5 separate regions of the Homo sapiens genome follow, and all the other regions are linked to region 2. The links are chromatin contacts, found by Hi-C or POLR2A ChIA-PET in ENCODE. All regions are on one chromosome and are shown on one strand. Each heading gives the region's core, a stretch centred on a gene start or an enhancer-like site at or near the end of the contact. The rest is flanking DNA. Distances are from core to core; before and after follow the strand shown.

What was found. Hi-C counts contacts between places; a loop is a spot of excess contacts on that map. ChIA-PET counts read pairs that join two places held with the same protein, here RNA polymerase II (POLR2A). Pooled maps may share reads with other maps.
Region 1: a loop to region 2 is called in a pooled map, with 9 times the contacts of the local background. The contact joins the promoter of CBR3-AS1 here to the promoter of HLCS-AS1 in region 2. A Hi-C loop is called at or near these places in 3 of 37 single-sample maps with no recorded cell type and 11 of 50 pooled maps. POLR2A ChIA-PET finds 5 or more read pairs at or near these places in 2 of 52 experiments (OCI-LY7 and PC-3).
Region 3: a map of CD8-positive, alpha-beta T cell shows a loop between it and region 2 (8-fold over the local background). The contact joins the promoter of SETD4 here to the promoter of HLCS-AS1 in region 2. A Hi-C loop is called at or near these places in 2 of 168 maps with a recorded cell type or tissue (CD4-positive, alpha-beta T cell and CD8-positive, alpha-beta T cell) and 6 of 50 pooled maps. POLR2A ChIA-PET finds 5 or more read pairs at or near these places in 2 of 52 experiments (MCF 10A and activated naive CD8-positive, alpha-beta T cell).
Region 4: a pooled map shows a loop between it and region 2 (4-fold over the local background). The contact joins the promoter of CLDN14-AS1 here to the promoter of HLCS-AS1 in region 2. A Hi-C loop is called at or near these places in 5 of 50 pooled maps. POLR2A ChIA-PET finds 5 or more read pairs at or near these places in 2 of 52 experiments (Panc1 and activated T-cell).
Region 5: a loop to region 2 is called in a pooled map, with 26 times the contacts of the local background. The contact joins the promoter of MORC3 here to the promoter of HLCS-AS1 in region 2. A Hi-C loop is called at or near these places in 10 of 50 pooled maps. POLR2A ChIA-PET finds 5 or more read pairs at or near these places in 3 of 52 experiments (Caco-2, PC-9 and naive thymus-derived CD4-positive, alpha-beta T cell).

Annotation. Positions count from the first base shown.
Region 1 is chr21:36,155,029-36,157,728 of GRCh38, forward strand. CBR3-AS1 (CBR3 antisense RNA 1) reads right to left here and starts at 1,280. Exons shown (of 3, transcript NR_038893.1): 1 at 1,189-1,280. It overlaps DOP1B (DOP1 leucine zipper like protein B), which reads left to right and starts at 1,796. Exons shown (of 37, transcript NM_001320714.2): 1 at 1,796-1,915. RefSeq lists enhancers at 322-989, 990-1,656, 1,041-1,090, 1,171-1,230 and silencers at 1,411-1,960, 1,991-2,290.
Region 2 is chr21:36,965,080-36,967,779 of GRCh38, forward strand. It overlaps HLCS-AS1 (HLCS antisense RNA 1), which reads left to right and starts at 1,380. Exons shown (of 4, transcript NR_186434.1): 1 at 1,380-1,532. HLCS (holocarboxylase synthetase) reads right to left here and starts at 1,590. Exons shown (of 11, transcript NM_001352514.2): 1 at 1,365-1,590. The coding sequence starts at 1,559. RefSeq lists an enhancer at 943-992 and silencers at 1,052-1,382, 1,103-1,432, 1,503-1,972.
Region 3 is chr21:36,059,140-36,061,929 of GRCh38, forward strand. SETD4 (SET domain containing 4) reads right to left here and starts at 1,387. Exons shown (of 12, transcript NM_017438.5): 1 at 1,208-1,387. It overlaps SETD4-AS1 (SETD4 antisense RNA 1), which reads left to right and starts at 1,465. Exons shown (of 3, transcript NR_186380.1): 1 at 1,465-1,482. RefSeq lists enhancers at 1,160-1,309, 1,340-1,389.
Region 4 is chr21:36,429,071-36,431,770 of GRCh38, forward strand. It overlaps CLDN14-AS1 (CLDN14 antisense RNA 1), which reads left to right and starts at 1,255. Exons shown (of 3, transcript NR_183530.1): 1 at 1,255-1,342. RefSeq lists enhancers at 1,094-1,969, 1,256-1,315.
Region 5 is chr21:36,318,757-36,321,456 of GRCh38, forward strand. MORC3 (MORC family CW-type zinc finger 3) reads left to right here and starts at 1,441. Exons shown (of 17, transcript NM_015358.3): 1 at 1,441-1,547. The coding sequence starts at 1,509. RefSeq lists a silencer at 1,565-2,024.

The DNA of each region.
Region 1 (2,700 bases), core at 30-2,529, 810 kb before region 2:
CAGTGCAGTGTTGAGTGTGACTAGGATTTGAAGAACCTAAAAAAAAAAAAAACTCACCTGCTTGCCATCTTCTTGTTTTTTTTTTGTTGTTTTTTGGTTTTTGCTGGTTTTGTTTGCTGCTTTTGTAAAACCAGTTTATCATATTCTCATTAGGAAATCAATTTTCATGAAATTAATTTTTTTTCCTGCTAACTATGGCTCAATCTTTTCGTTTCTCTCTGCTTCTATCTTAAGACCATTCCTCAAATTGACCATGAGAGGATTTACATCTGGGGCACTTGGTATATGCCAAATGGAGACAAAATCAGAATCAGCAGCCTGGCTGGGCCACAGGTCCAGCATCCCAAGCTATTAAAATATTCTTAGTGTTTCCAGGGAAGTGATAGATCCACTTTGGAAGCTGATAATATACCCCTCCCCTAGAAACATGCATATACACAAAGTGTTCTAAACAACTTCCAGGTGCTCATGACCTCCCCCACCTCCCAAGCTCATTGACCACTGCCTCGCCTTCACGAACTCCAGACCTGGTCTGAACATTTCTAAAGGACGCTCGGGAGTTAAAAGGAGCGAGGCCACTGCAGAAATGACAGCCTTCATCCACAAGTGGCCCACTTCGGGTTGGCTGGAGCCACAGCTGGGTGGGGACAGGGCCTGTGCTCAGGTGAGCACTGCCTACCGCGCACCCTCCAGGTGCGTCCTACCCTGAAGCGGTCGGACTGGACCGTCTAGGTCCCAGCGCTCGAGAGGATGGCAGGCAGGGGCTGGTGATTGTCTGGAGATATGAATGCTTTCTAAGGTTGACGTCAAGGTCTCCTTCCTGAGCCACAGTCCACGTGATAAGCTCTGTCCAGGTAGAAATGATCTCACCTCTCCTGTCGCCCAGGGTCGGAAACCTGAGGCCCGTGCGGGCTGGGGCAACTTAGCAGGGGTCCCAAGCCCGCCGCGCCCCCTGCGCCCCAAACGTGTGTGGAGGGCTTGGACGTGGTCCAGAGGGAAAAGATGGGGTGAACCAGGTGCCGCGCACCCTTCGAGGAGCCCCCGCTTCTCCGTTTCTGTGAGTGACTCCAAAGCACCTCCGAGGGCCGACACACGCGCGGACGACCTTGGGCGGGCACTGACCAATGTCCCCTTCCACTCGGTTGTGTCGGGGGTCCCCAGGTGAGGCGCGAACGCCGCCCCGCTCACCTGTACGAGGCCTTTCCCGGAGCAGCCCGGCTACGAAGCGACACCCATGGCGGAGAAGCTAAGGAAGACTCCCGCTCCCTCACACCGCGGCTGAGGCGACTGAACCGCCCCAGTACGCCGGGGCCCTCCCCAAGCCCTGCTCCCAAGCCGAAGCCCCGCCCCCGCGTCTAAGGCCCACCTCCAGGCCCCGCCCCTGACCCCGACTCCGTGAGTCAAGCCTGGCCTTTCAGTCCAGCCCAGCCCGTCGAGGCCCCGCCCCTGTTGTTATGGCCCGCCTCCAGGCACCGCCCTTGATCCCACCTTCATGAGTCAGGCCCCGCCTTCCAGCCTAGCCCGGCCAGCCGAGGCCCCGCCCCTGTAGGGACAGCCCACTTCCAGGCCCCGCCCTTGATCCCGCCTCCTTCGGTCAGGCCCCGTCTTCTAGTTCCGCCCCGCCCGCGGAAACCCCGCCCCCGCGCGCCTATGGCCCACCTCCAGGTCCCGCCCCTGAGCCCGCCTCCAGGCGTCCAGCCCCGCCTTCCAGCCCCGCCCCAAGCGCCGAGGCCCGGCTTCCAGGCTCCGCCCCGACCCGCGCGGTGGGGAAGAGCCGCTGCCGCTGGTTCTCCGGCTCTTCCTCGGCGGTTCTGGCTCCCGGCCGCGCCGCAGCCCTGCCCAGTCTCTCTCCCCCAGCCCGGAGGGCTCCTCCGCGCCGCACGTGAGCGCGCCCGCCAACAGGGCCACTGCCGCGGTAAGTCGTGCCTGCGCCCTGTCCGGCGTCCAGTCCTCAGCCGCTGGGCGAAGCCGGAGGAGCCGGGCATCTCCTCCCCGCCGGCCCGCGGGTCCTTCTCCGGGTCCAGAGGGCTTGGGCGGCGCCGTGGGGCGGCCCGGGGTGCAGGTGGCTTACCGGCGCGCGGCCCGGGCCTGCGGCGCGCTCTGCTGCAGTGCGGGGGCGGAGAGCTCGGGGCCGGAGACCGGGAGGGCAGCGGGGAGACTGGGTGGGGTCCCCTAGGGTTACCCGACCCTGGCGCGGAGGATATGATGCCGGCCACGCCCTCGCCGAGCGGGGCGGCAGGTGCAGGTCCAGGGGTGGGTCGCGGCCCGCGCGCCCTCCCGGGGCCGGCCCACGAAGAGACGCTCAGCCTTTGTTTGCTGGTGCCCTGGCTGGGGAGGAGGCTGGGGACGCAGACCTGTGAGAACTAAGGGCTTTCCTCGTTGGGGAAGACCCCAGTCTTCCAGCCAGTCCCCAGGAGAAGGGATCCGGGCCGCAGTGCGCGCTCTGCCAGCCTGGCCCCTGCGCCCTGCAGGGTTCCCGGCTGCTCGCGGGGACTGTTACCCGCAGTGTTGCCTTACACTCGCGACTGCAGCCCCACAATTGGGAAGACTTTGCTAGGATTTTTTTGGTAAGGCGAGGGAAGACCGTCCCCCCGGCCCCACAAGTCTGCTGCCATTAGGTGGCTTAAATTTTTTCCAGTACAATTTAATTGCCACTTTGAAAGACCACATTCAAAACAGTGTGTCCCAGAGTTGATTAAG
Region 2 (2,700 bases), core at 130-2,629:
ATATTCAGTGTGACATAATACATATATGGTACTAACAAGAAAGAGTATTTTTTATTTGCTAGTGGCACAATTTCAACCCATATCTAAGCACAGCCTCCAGGCAATGTTCAAACCTGAGATAAGATTCAATTCCCCACAGGGGCTTTACGGTGTGACATATGCAGAAAACGTCATTTTAGTGCTAAAAGTGAGGCAATATTCCAGAAAACAGAGGAAAGGGACAAGAAACAGATTAAAAGCAAAACACGTTTAAATATTAATGAGAACAATGCTACCGATGTCCATGAAATTTTGTGCAGTACTGCACTGTGAAGCTAAGCCCATTTCCAAAAACAGCTGAATGGAAAGATCTATTGTTCCCTTTACAGCAAGGCAGCAGACTTTTTACAGAGATTAATTGACTGGCCCAAGTCACAAGGTAGGTGACAGAGTGGGCTGAACACGTAACCACCATCCTAAGCACTGGGTCAAAAAAAACAAAGGCTGACTGTCAACTGAAATTTAAAAGACGCAAAGACCATCAGTCGGGTGCCCAAGTTGGTGAATGATGCAACCAACTGACAGAAGATGGAGAGGGAAAAGGGCAGTTTTTGTAAATTTGGGGACATCTGACAAAAAGCTGATGACACAGGTGGGAGTTTTTTGTTTGGGATTTTTTTTTTTTTTTCTTAAGACAGGGTCTTGCTTTGTCACCCAGACTGGAGTGCAATGGCTCAATCATAGCTCACTGTAGCTTCAAACTCCGGGGCTCAAGTGAACCTCCCGGGATCAAGTGACCCTCCCGCCTCACCCTCCAGAGTAGCTGGGACTACAGGCGCGTGCCACCACGCCGACCTAAGTGTTTTTTTTGTTTTGTTTTTTGTAGAGAGGGGTCTAGCTATGTTGCCCAGGCTGGTCTCCATCTCCTGGGCTCAAAGCTGTCCTTCCTCCTAGGCCTCCCAGAGTGCAGGGATTACAGGCATAAGCCACCGCTCCCGGCCCGCCACAGCTGTCTCTCCTGGTTCACGGTCACCCAAACGCCGGCTCGAAGTGTGGGAGAGGAGGTTGGGGGCGACCCCAGGTGGGCACTGCTGGCGTCCGGCTGTCAATCCACAGCTCACGTCCTCACAGGTGCGCGCCTAGAGTCACGCGTCCAGCACCGCCCGGCTGGCCGGGAAGAGGCGACCGGGTCCGTGGTCCGAGTCCCGCACCTCCGGCCTCTCTCTGGGCCCCGGGGCAACAGCCCCTCCCGGGCCGCACAGGCCGCACTGAGGGCGCCACTCCGGGGCTCCCGAACTCCCGGGCTCCCGGCGGGGACGAGGCGCAGGGACGGGGGCACTTCCGGCTCGCGGGGCCCGGGTCGCCCGCCCGCCCGACCCGCCCACCTGGCTGTCGCTGACGCAGAAGACGCGGCCGCCACGGCTCAGGCACACGCGGGCGCCCGGGGGCTGCGCGGCCGCGCCGCAGAAGGTGAAGGAACAGCGCGAGGCACGCAGCCGCCGCACCGTGGCGCGCACGAGCTCAGCCGGCCGGCGACCCCAGCGCGCCCACAGGTACAGGTAGCACAGCGTGATGAGCATGGCCGCGCCGCCGGCAGGGCGAGCCCGCCTTGCCCGCCCGCCCCAGCGCCCCAGGCCCGGCCCCGCCCCGGCCGGAAGGGCCGCGCCGCCCCCCCGGGCCAGGCGGCGCGGGGGTGGGGACGGCGGGGGAGGCGGGGACCCGGAAGGTGACGCGGGCAACTGGAGGCTGCGGCGGGAGGGGCGGGGGGGGGTGAGGCCGCGCCCGGCTGTGTGATGGGGAGCTCCGGAGGCCGCGCCCAGGGCTGGTGGCGGCGGCGAGGGGCAGCGCTGGGGCGGGGGGTGTGCACCGGGGTCAGGGGACGCCGGGGCTGCACCCGGAGAGGGGGCTCGAGGGAGTGGAGGCCGGGGTGCGGGGCCGCGCCAGGGCTGAGGAGTGGGATGGGTATGTTGTGGATGCGGGGGAGGGGAGGCTCCAGTGGCTGCCCGACCTGTTTAAGCCAAGTCCGGCCTCCCTTCCTTGGAGGGGTGGGAGGCGGATTGAGGAGGGGGCTCTGCCTATGTTCATAGCTGCCAAGGCCAACCTTTACTAACCAGCAGCACACCGGGAGTCCCAGAGCGCTCCACAGCCGCTACCCAGTCGACTTGGGAAAATAAGATAAGGCCGTTTTTATTAAATTATACTAAGCCTTCATGCAAAAGATTTTAAGGTCAATCACATACATTCACGGGATGCAATAATGTTTTTTTAAATAAGGACAGGAAACAGAAATTGAAGACAGATAAGCACCAAGAAGGCTGCCTCTAAAAAGGCTGTGCCAGGAAGGCTCCCTATGGTGTTCTTGCTACATGTGGGTCAACAGTTTGACTGTAAGCATCCTAACACCAGTGGGAAAAGGAAAACATCACCATGATTTGGTGTTCTTGTCTCCAAGGGAAGCATAATTAGTCCTGACACAGAGGCTTCTCCCATAGAACCTCATTTCTTTAAAAGGCATTATGTAAAGAACGTGTTCTGAACAGCTGCGAAGCACAGCAAAGAATTCCATCCAGTGGCTTCCTATTCTGGCCCTCGCTGAAAATAGGTGGCAAGATGCAGCAAAAGCAATCATGTACACCACGTCCATGTCTTAATCTAAGGATAGTTTTTGTTTGTTTGTTTTTGAGACAGTCTCTCTCTGTCACCCAGGCTGGAGTGCAGTGG
Region 3 (2,790 bases), core at 137-2,636, 910 kb before region 2:
AATTCCCATTATATCAGTCCCTCTAAAACAGTTTTATCTTGCAGACCTAGTGACTACAGCTTAATCTACTAAAAATACAAAAAATAGCTAGGCGTGGTGGCACACGCCTGTAATCCCAGCTACTTGGGAGGCTGAGGCAGGAGAATCGCTTGAACCTGGGAGGCGGAGGTTGCAGTGAGCCGAGATCGCGCTACTGCACTCCAGCCTGGGCGACAGAGCGAGGCTCCGTCTCAAAAAAATAAAAAAATAAATACATAAATAAAAATAAAATAATGGCTGGGTACAGTGGCTCACGCCTGTAAAACCAGCACTTTGGGAGCCCGAGGCGGGCTGAGGTCAGGAGTTCAAGACCAGCCTGGCCAACATGGTGAAACCCCGTCTCTACTAAAAATACAAAAATCAGCCGGGCGTGGTGGCAGGCACCTGTAATACCAGCTACTGGGGAGGCTGAGGCAGGAGAATCGCTTGATCTCAGGAGGCGGAAGCTGCAGCTAGACGAGATCACGCCACTGCACTCCAACCTGGGCGACAGAGCGAGACTCTGTCACAAAAAATAAATTAAAAAAATAAAAATAAAAAATAAATCTACTTCTAAAACATACGAGGGCAGAAATGAGCAAGAGACAAGAACTCCAGGCAATATTAATACCGCACTTCCGCAGTATAAGGTTCATTATTTGACCTAACGAAAGTCGGCATGTCCAGCTCCAGAGGCGAACGGCGGCTGGTTCGGTGCGGGTCCCAGCGCTCAGTCCACAGACCGCGCCGGGAAGTGTCCCCAAGACTCCCGGGCCCTCGCGCGAGCTGTCCACCATCACCCTGCTGAGGACCACGTGAAGCCCGGTGACCGCCACAGACACAGGCACCGTCCCCGCCCCCATAGTCCTCAAACTCTAGCCGTGAGGCCGTCCTACGGTCCGACACACACCGCTCCCGCAGCCATAGGCCAGCCAGGCGAGCATCGGACCTCGGGCCTCAGGCTCCTCAGCTTTACGCAGCGCGCCGGAGCAACATGCGCTAAGTGTAGGACTCCACAAGATGAGAGGTTACTGCAGCGCACACGATAATGCCTGCCCTGGAGGGGACCTGCGACCTAAACTCAGTTCTTTTTACGCTGATGAATGAAAGACTAAGGAACGCACCCCGCCGACTCTGCTCCCGTTACCCGGGCAACTGGAGGCCCGACCCGGAAGTCCTACTAGCTCACCTAGGCGCCGGCGGCCGCTTCCAAGATGGAGGCTGCAGTGGGCGGGCCCAAGGCACGTGGAAATACCAAACAGCCCCAGATGAAGGCAAGTTAAAGGAACCGGCCAAAACTGCAGAGGGAGAGGCTGAAGGCTGTCGCGCCTGCCTGGTGTCCTTAAGCAATCCAAGTCCTCAGTCTCCCGGGTCCGCCCCTTCCGCCGCGGGCGGCAGCTTCCGGCTCGCGCATGCGCAGTGTTCGCGGACTCGCCGCCAACGCCCAGTACAGTCGGGGACGAGGTCGGCACACCCACAGCCCCATAACCCCTACGTCGAGTCAGGGGTCAGAAAACCCAGTAACCCGCAGGCGAGCAAGCTGCGCACTGAAAAGCCGGCCTGCGGAGTCTTTCCTTACGAAGTTAAACCACCTAGGGCGCGCGGCCCTGTTCGCCCAGACCTCGGGCTTTCCTGCCAGGCTGGGTTTGCCGGGTCGAGTCACTTTGCTCGCCAATCCCCGCCCCCATTCCACCGTTTCATTCTGGCCCCAGGACCCGCCTCACAGGAAAATTCTAAATAATATATCTAAATACCCCTTCTTCCAATAGCGGGAGCTCGATTTCTGCCCCACCCACCCCCACTTTGATTATGGGCTATGCCTAGTAACTTGATTCCAAAGAGTACAGCCTGGAATGGTGTTGGGGACTACAGTGGAGAAACCTGGCAAACAGTACCTTACCGGGTGGTCAAGGATAACATCAGGAAGAAATCATGCTGATAGCATGTTCCTGTGGTGTCTCTCTCCAAAACCCTTCTATGGAAATCTTCTATGGGGGAAAAAAAATTAGTACTCCTAAACATGTTTTCTGTCATGAAAAACAAGTACAGTTGTCCCTTAGTGTCCGTGGGGGAATGGTTCCAGGACCCTGCGGATACCAGAATTAGAATGCTCAAGTCCCTTGTATACAATGGTGTAAACCTAAGTAACAAAAGAGGCTCCCTAAAAGAAAATGAGATTTATCTGGGAGTAGCATTGCAATGGGAATATGCATGCCATAGTAAACTGTGTGCGTTTTGGGGGAGGTTGAGGCAAGGAGATGTTTTTAAAAGGAAAATGAAGATTATATGAATTGCTTTAAATCAATTATCTTTGGCTAAAAGAATGAATAACAAAGGTAGCATCAGTCCAAAGTTGCTGGACAGATGTCCTTGCAGAAGGATTTTCTGTGTTTAAGATTGGGCCTTTCTGCAAGGTTAGGGTCTTTTGTGACAATTCTTGTTATGAGGCGTAGTGCATGAGAACCCTTCCTTCAAGGCCTTCCCCAGCTGCATTTATCAGGGTTTTGACACAAGTGACTCCATTTTGATTCTGCAACTTTCACAATGGTGTAATATTTGCATATAACCTATGCACATCCTCCCATATACTTTAAATCATCTCTAGATTACTTATAACATCTAATACAATGTAAATACTATGTAAATAGTGAAGGGGTGGCCTGCCGCTCCACACCTGTGGGTGTTTCTCATCGGGTGGGATGAGAGACTGAGAAAAAAAAGAGACACAGAGGCAAAGTATAGAGAAAGAAAAGTGGGCCCAGTGGACCGGCG
Region 4 (2,700 bases), core at 5-2,504, 540 kb before region 2:
GCAGGGTGGAGGGATAGGCGCATTTGAGGGGTGTTTTGGAGCTCAAGATGGCAGTCATGACTTTGCTGATGATGTGAAATTTTAGGACTGTGTTATTGGAGAGGCCTTAGAGATTTGAATTTTACAGCCAGAAGCAGCCAACCCAGTGGGATTGCCCATGTCTGCCCAGTTTCCCTGAACTCCCCTTCTGGGTGAAGAAGGGACGGCGGCCTGGGAAGGGTAGGTGCTTGTGTTGATCTGTCCAAGGAGCAGACACCAAATTCGCTTTCAAGGAAGTGGAGCCCAGGGCTGGGCTATTTTCCTCTTTTCCACAAGGGACACTTTTCACATAACCCACCCTCCTTCCAACACAGGGATACCGTTCACTCCATCGTGCTTCGTCTCACTCAGCCTCAGCTTGAAGCCCTCTGGCAACGGGGAGCTCATCACTTTGTGAGCTCAGCCCTAGACACTTTTCCCAGTCAGCCCTAGGCAGGCACCTCCTCCACATGTGGAATCAAAACCCAGCTCTTTGGTCAGGCGCGGTGGCGCACGCCTGTAATCCCAGCACTTTGGGGGGCCAGGGCAGGCAGACTGCTTGAGCCCAGGAGTTCAAGACCAGCCTGGACAACATGGTGAAACCCTGTCTCTACAAATTACAAAAAATTAGCCAGATGTGGTGGCACGTGCCTGTAGTCCCAGCTTCTCAGGAGGCTAAGGTGGGAGGATCATCTGAGCCCAGCGAGGTTGAGGCTGCAGTGAGCCGAGATCGCACCACTGTGCTGCAGCCTGGGCAACAGAGTGAGAACAAAACCCCAGCTCTAGGTGTGCCCTCGGCCCCTCCAGGCAGCCTGTGTCCTCTCCCCAGGATTTAAGATCATGCCGCTCTTGTTTTGGGCTTTTTCAGGACAGTTAACTCTTAGGAAGAAGGGACCTCCAAACCTCTAAGTCGCCAAACCACCGCACCGCCCTGGGTGGAAGAAACCGCTTCGGCAGCAGAGGAAACAGCAGCTTCGCAGAGCAGCCTGGCCCGAGTGGCTACACCGGGTCTGTCTGGTCTCAGCTCTGGCCTCTGAGTCATTAGCGTTGTTTTCTTCTGAGGCCAGGGCTTCAGATTAGTCAGGGGCTCCTGTTTCCTGGCTGATAAAGCAGGTGGAAGAAACACAATCTGGCCGCCTAGAGGCTGCGTGAAGCTCGTGACCCTGCGGGGTGACTAACGGAGCTCAGCTGGGTGGGACCAGAAACCACGTCTGGGCACTCCTGAGTCACAGGCTCAGAAGCTTTCGCCTCCGCCTTCAGACTGGCCCTCAGGCTTCCCTGCTCAGAGGCAGGGAATTGTGCAGCTGGAGTTTCATTTTCCAAGGTAACGTAGGGTTTTTATACTGTGCTAAATGAGAGAATGGGAAATGGAGCCTGGGTTGAGATGCCCACAGTGTAACACAAGCCTGCGGCGGGGGAGTCGGTTTCTCTGGGCGAGTACTTTTTTTTTTTTTTCTTTGAGACATAGTCTCACTCTTTCGCCCAGGCTCCAGTGCAGTGGTACCATCTCGGCTCGCTGCAGCCTCGACAGCCCGGGCTCAAGCAATCCTCCCACCTCAGCCCCACAAATAGCTGGGACTACAGGCATGTGCCACTACACCTGGCTAATTTTTGTATTTTTTGTAGAGATGGGGTTTCACTGTGTTGCTGGATCAAATGCTGTAAAGGGTTGAATTATGTACTCCCAAAAAGATACTTGAAGTCCTAACCACCAGTACCTCAGCATGTAATGTTATTTGGAAATAAGGAGGGTCTTTACAGATGTAATCAACTTAAAATGTCACACCCTAAAGCAGTATGACTTGTGTCCTTCTAAAACAGGGAGATGTGGACACACGTAGACATGTATGGAGGGAGGATGTTGTGGACACCCAGGGAGAAGGTGGCACCAACAAGCCAGGTACGCCAAAAGCTGGGAGAGCCTGGAACAGATCCTTCCCTTGTGGAAGGAGCCAACTCAGCCAAGACCTTGATATCGGTTTTGTTTTGTTTTGTTTCTCAAGACGGAGTCTGGCTCTGTTGCCCATGCTGGAGTGCAATGGTGTGATCTCATCTCACTGCAACCTCCACCCTCCAGGTTCAAGCAATTCTCCTGCCTCAGCCTTCTGAGTAGCTGGGATTACAGGCACCTGCCACCACACCTGGGTAGTTTTTTGTATTTTTAGTAGAGACAGGGTTTCACCATGTTGGCCAGGCTGGTCTCCAACTCCTGACCTCAAGTGATCTGCCTGCCTTGGCCTCCCAAAGTGGTGGGATTACAGGCATGATCCATTGTGCCTGCCAAGACCTTGATTTTGGACTTCCCACCTGCAGAACTGGGAGACAGCATGTTTCTTTGTCTAAGCCACTAAGTTTGTGGTGCTTTGTTACGGCAGTCCTAAGAAACCAATTCTGTTTAGGATTTTGAGGAACTGCCAAATCACTTCCCTCCACAGCTGCACCACTTTCATTCCCACCAACAATGTAAGAGGCCACCAATTTCTCCACATCCCCGTCAAAACCTGCTATTTTCCATTTATTTATTTATTTATATTTTGAGTCGGCATCTTGCTCTGTCGCCCAGGCTGGAGTGCAGTGGTGCGATCTTGGCTCACTGCATCCTCTGCCTCCCAGGTTCAAGTGATTCTCCTGCCTCACCCTCCCAAGTAGCTGGGATTACAGGCGCCTGCCACCACGCCCGGC
Region 5 (2,700 bases), core at 191-2,690, 650 kb before region 2:
CTGGGTTCAAGTGATTCTCCTGCCTCAGCCTCTCCAGTAGCTGGGATTACGGGCATGTGCCACCACACCCGGCTAATTTTGTATTTTTAGTAGAGATGGGGTTTCGCCATGTTGGTCAGGCTGGTCTCAAACACCCGACCTCAAGTGATCTGCCCGCCTTAGCCTCCCAAGGTGCTGGGATTACAGGTGTGAGCCACCACGCCCTGCCAGCTAATTCAATTTTTTTTTTGTAAAGATGAGGTCTCCTCGTGTTGCCCAGGCTCGTCTCGAACTCCTGGGTTCAAGAGACCCTCGCAATGTAGCCTCTCAAAGTGCTGAGATTACAGACATGAGCCACTGCACCCAGCCAATTTCTCTTTCTAAAAATAATTAATTTTTTTGAGACAGTCTCACTCTGTCGCCCAGGCTGGAGTACAGTGGCGCGATCTGGGCTCACTGCAACCTCCTTGTCCTGGGTTCACCCACTTCTCCTGCCTCAGCCCCCCGAGTAGCTGGGATTACAGGCGCCCACTAATATGCCCAGCTAATTTTTGTATTTTTAGTAGAGATGGGGTTTCACCATGTTGGCCAGGCTGGTCTTGAACCCCTATCAAGTGAACCCCCAACCTCGACCTCCCAATGTGTTGGGATTATAGGCATGAGCCACTGCACCGGCCTTATGCCTTTAGGACTCTTATTTATTTATTTTGAGACGGAGTTTCACTCTTGTTGCCCAGGGTGGAGTGCAATGGCGCAATCTCGGCTCATTGCAACCTCCGCCTCCTGGGTTCAAGCATTCTCCTGCTTCAGCCTTCCGAGTAGCTGGGATTACAGGCATGTACCACCACGCCCGGCTAATTTTGTATTTTTAGTAGAGATGGGATTTCTCCATGTTGGTCAGGCTGGTCTCGAACTCCCGAAGTCAGGTGATCCGCCCGCCCACCTCGGCCTCCCAAAGTGCTGGGATTACAAGCGTGAGCTACCGCGCCCGGCCCCAGAACTCTTTTTTTTTTTTTTAAATCATGAGTTAGATTGATAGTTTTCAGGGCAAATCCAAACAGTCTACATTAATTTCCGTCTTTATTTCGTTAAGGTTTCACATGGACACTGGTGGATATGGAATGGCTTTTTTCTGCGCAATTCACATCCGACCAGGTCAAGTGACTGGAGTTCACCGGTCTCGGGTATACCGCATCTCGCGCCAGGCTTCAAACTCTAGATCCCCGAGTCTCGAGCTCCAGCTGGGTGTCGAGACGGGTACGGGCCGGCCGCGCCTCGCGCATGCGCCCTAGGCCCGCAGGGCCCCGCGCTGGAAGCTCAGCTCCCACTGTACCCTGCTTTAACCAGTCAGGCAATTCATCTTCCCCAAGCTCCCAATTCGGCATTGCCTGGAGGCGGAAGTGGGTGGGAGGGGCCAGACGTGCGCCCCTCCCCGGAAGTGGGCGGTACCCATAGGGCTCCACAGTCGTTCCGCCACCTCCCAGTCGGGTTGCGGCGGAGGCCGTTCCTGGCTTTGTAGCTCGCTCAAGATGGCGGCGCAGCCACCCCGCGGGATACGCCTCAGCGCGGTGAGCAGCCGCGAGGGGTGGAGCGGGCCGTGTCCCAGGAGGGCGGGCGGGCAAGCGAAGGGGGGCCGGCAGTGGGCGGTGGCGGCTTGTGGGGCCGACGCGGCGGCGGGGGCTGCGGCGGGGCCCGGGGAGGGGGCGGCCATCTCGCTCCCGTCGGCGGAACAGCTCGGCTGCGGGCCGGGCTGCGTTCCGTCGCCTCTGCATTGTGTTTCTGTTTTGCTTCGGGGCGGGCCAGGGTCGCGGCTCCTCCTCCCAGCTCCCTCCTAGTCTCCCAGCAGCTGTCGTCCGCGGGCGAGGCCTCGGCGGGAGATCGGTCTGCTCTCGGGGCCGCGGGGCCCCTGACCCTCTTCTGTCCGCTGGGCGTCGTGGTGGGAGGGAGCGGGTTCCGCGTCCAGAAACGCCGGCGGCCTCGACGTCCCGGGGGCGGGGGGACGGGGCTGCGGGCCTGCCTGCGGGCGAGTGGAGTCAGGATGAGTGTGCCTGATGCCTGTCAGTGCCTGCAGCTTCCTTGGCAGTGGAAGCCTTGGGGCCCAGACCCTAGATCGCTGAGCTCGAGCTCTCCTCTTTATCCCGCGTTGCGTCTGTTTTGGGGCGTTTCGAGTTCTTGGAAACCCTGTGAACATTTCTTGTATCTTAAATCGTAGGGAGCGGTCACACAAGATAACTTGAAATCTCACGTCCAGGAAATGTGGGCGTGGCTTCCCCACCTGATTATCCTAAAAAACTTTTCTACCTTGTGAGCGCAGTTGATGTTATGCTGAAATGTTCCTCTTTTCTGGAGGTTGTTGACTTTTGCCAAAGAATGACTGCCCTAGTGCCACTAATTTTAACATTCGAATGGGTAGTGACTCCTTGGGGTACAAACACGTAGTGAATAATTGGTGCATTGCTCTGGGACTTTCATTCGTTTAGGCAGATTCTAACACCTGGTTTTGACGGACTTTAAATTTTTTCTAGTCCGATATTTGTGAAATGATATTTGCTTTTACTTGCGTTTCCTTGACTGTTTGTGTTGTTGAGCTCTTCGCATGTATTAGTCTTTGTGGTTTTTTGTTTTGTTTTTTTGAATTGCCTATTCATATCCTTTGACCATTTTCTGTTTTTCTTTTGGGAGGATCTTTATTGATTTGTAAGAGTTCTTTACGTATTCTGG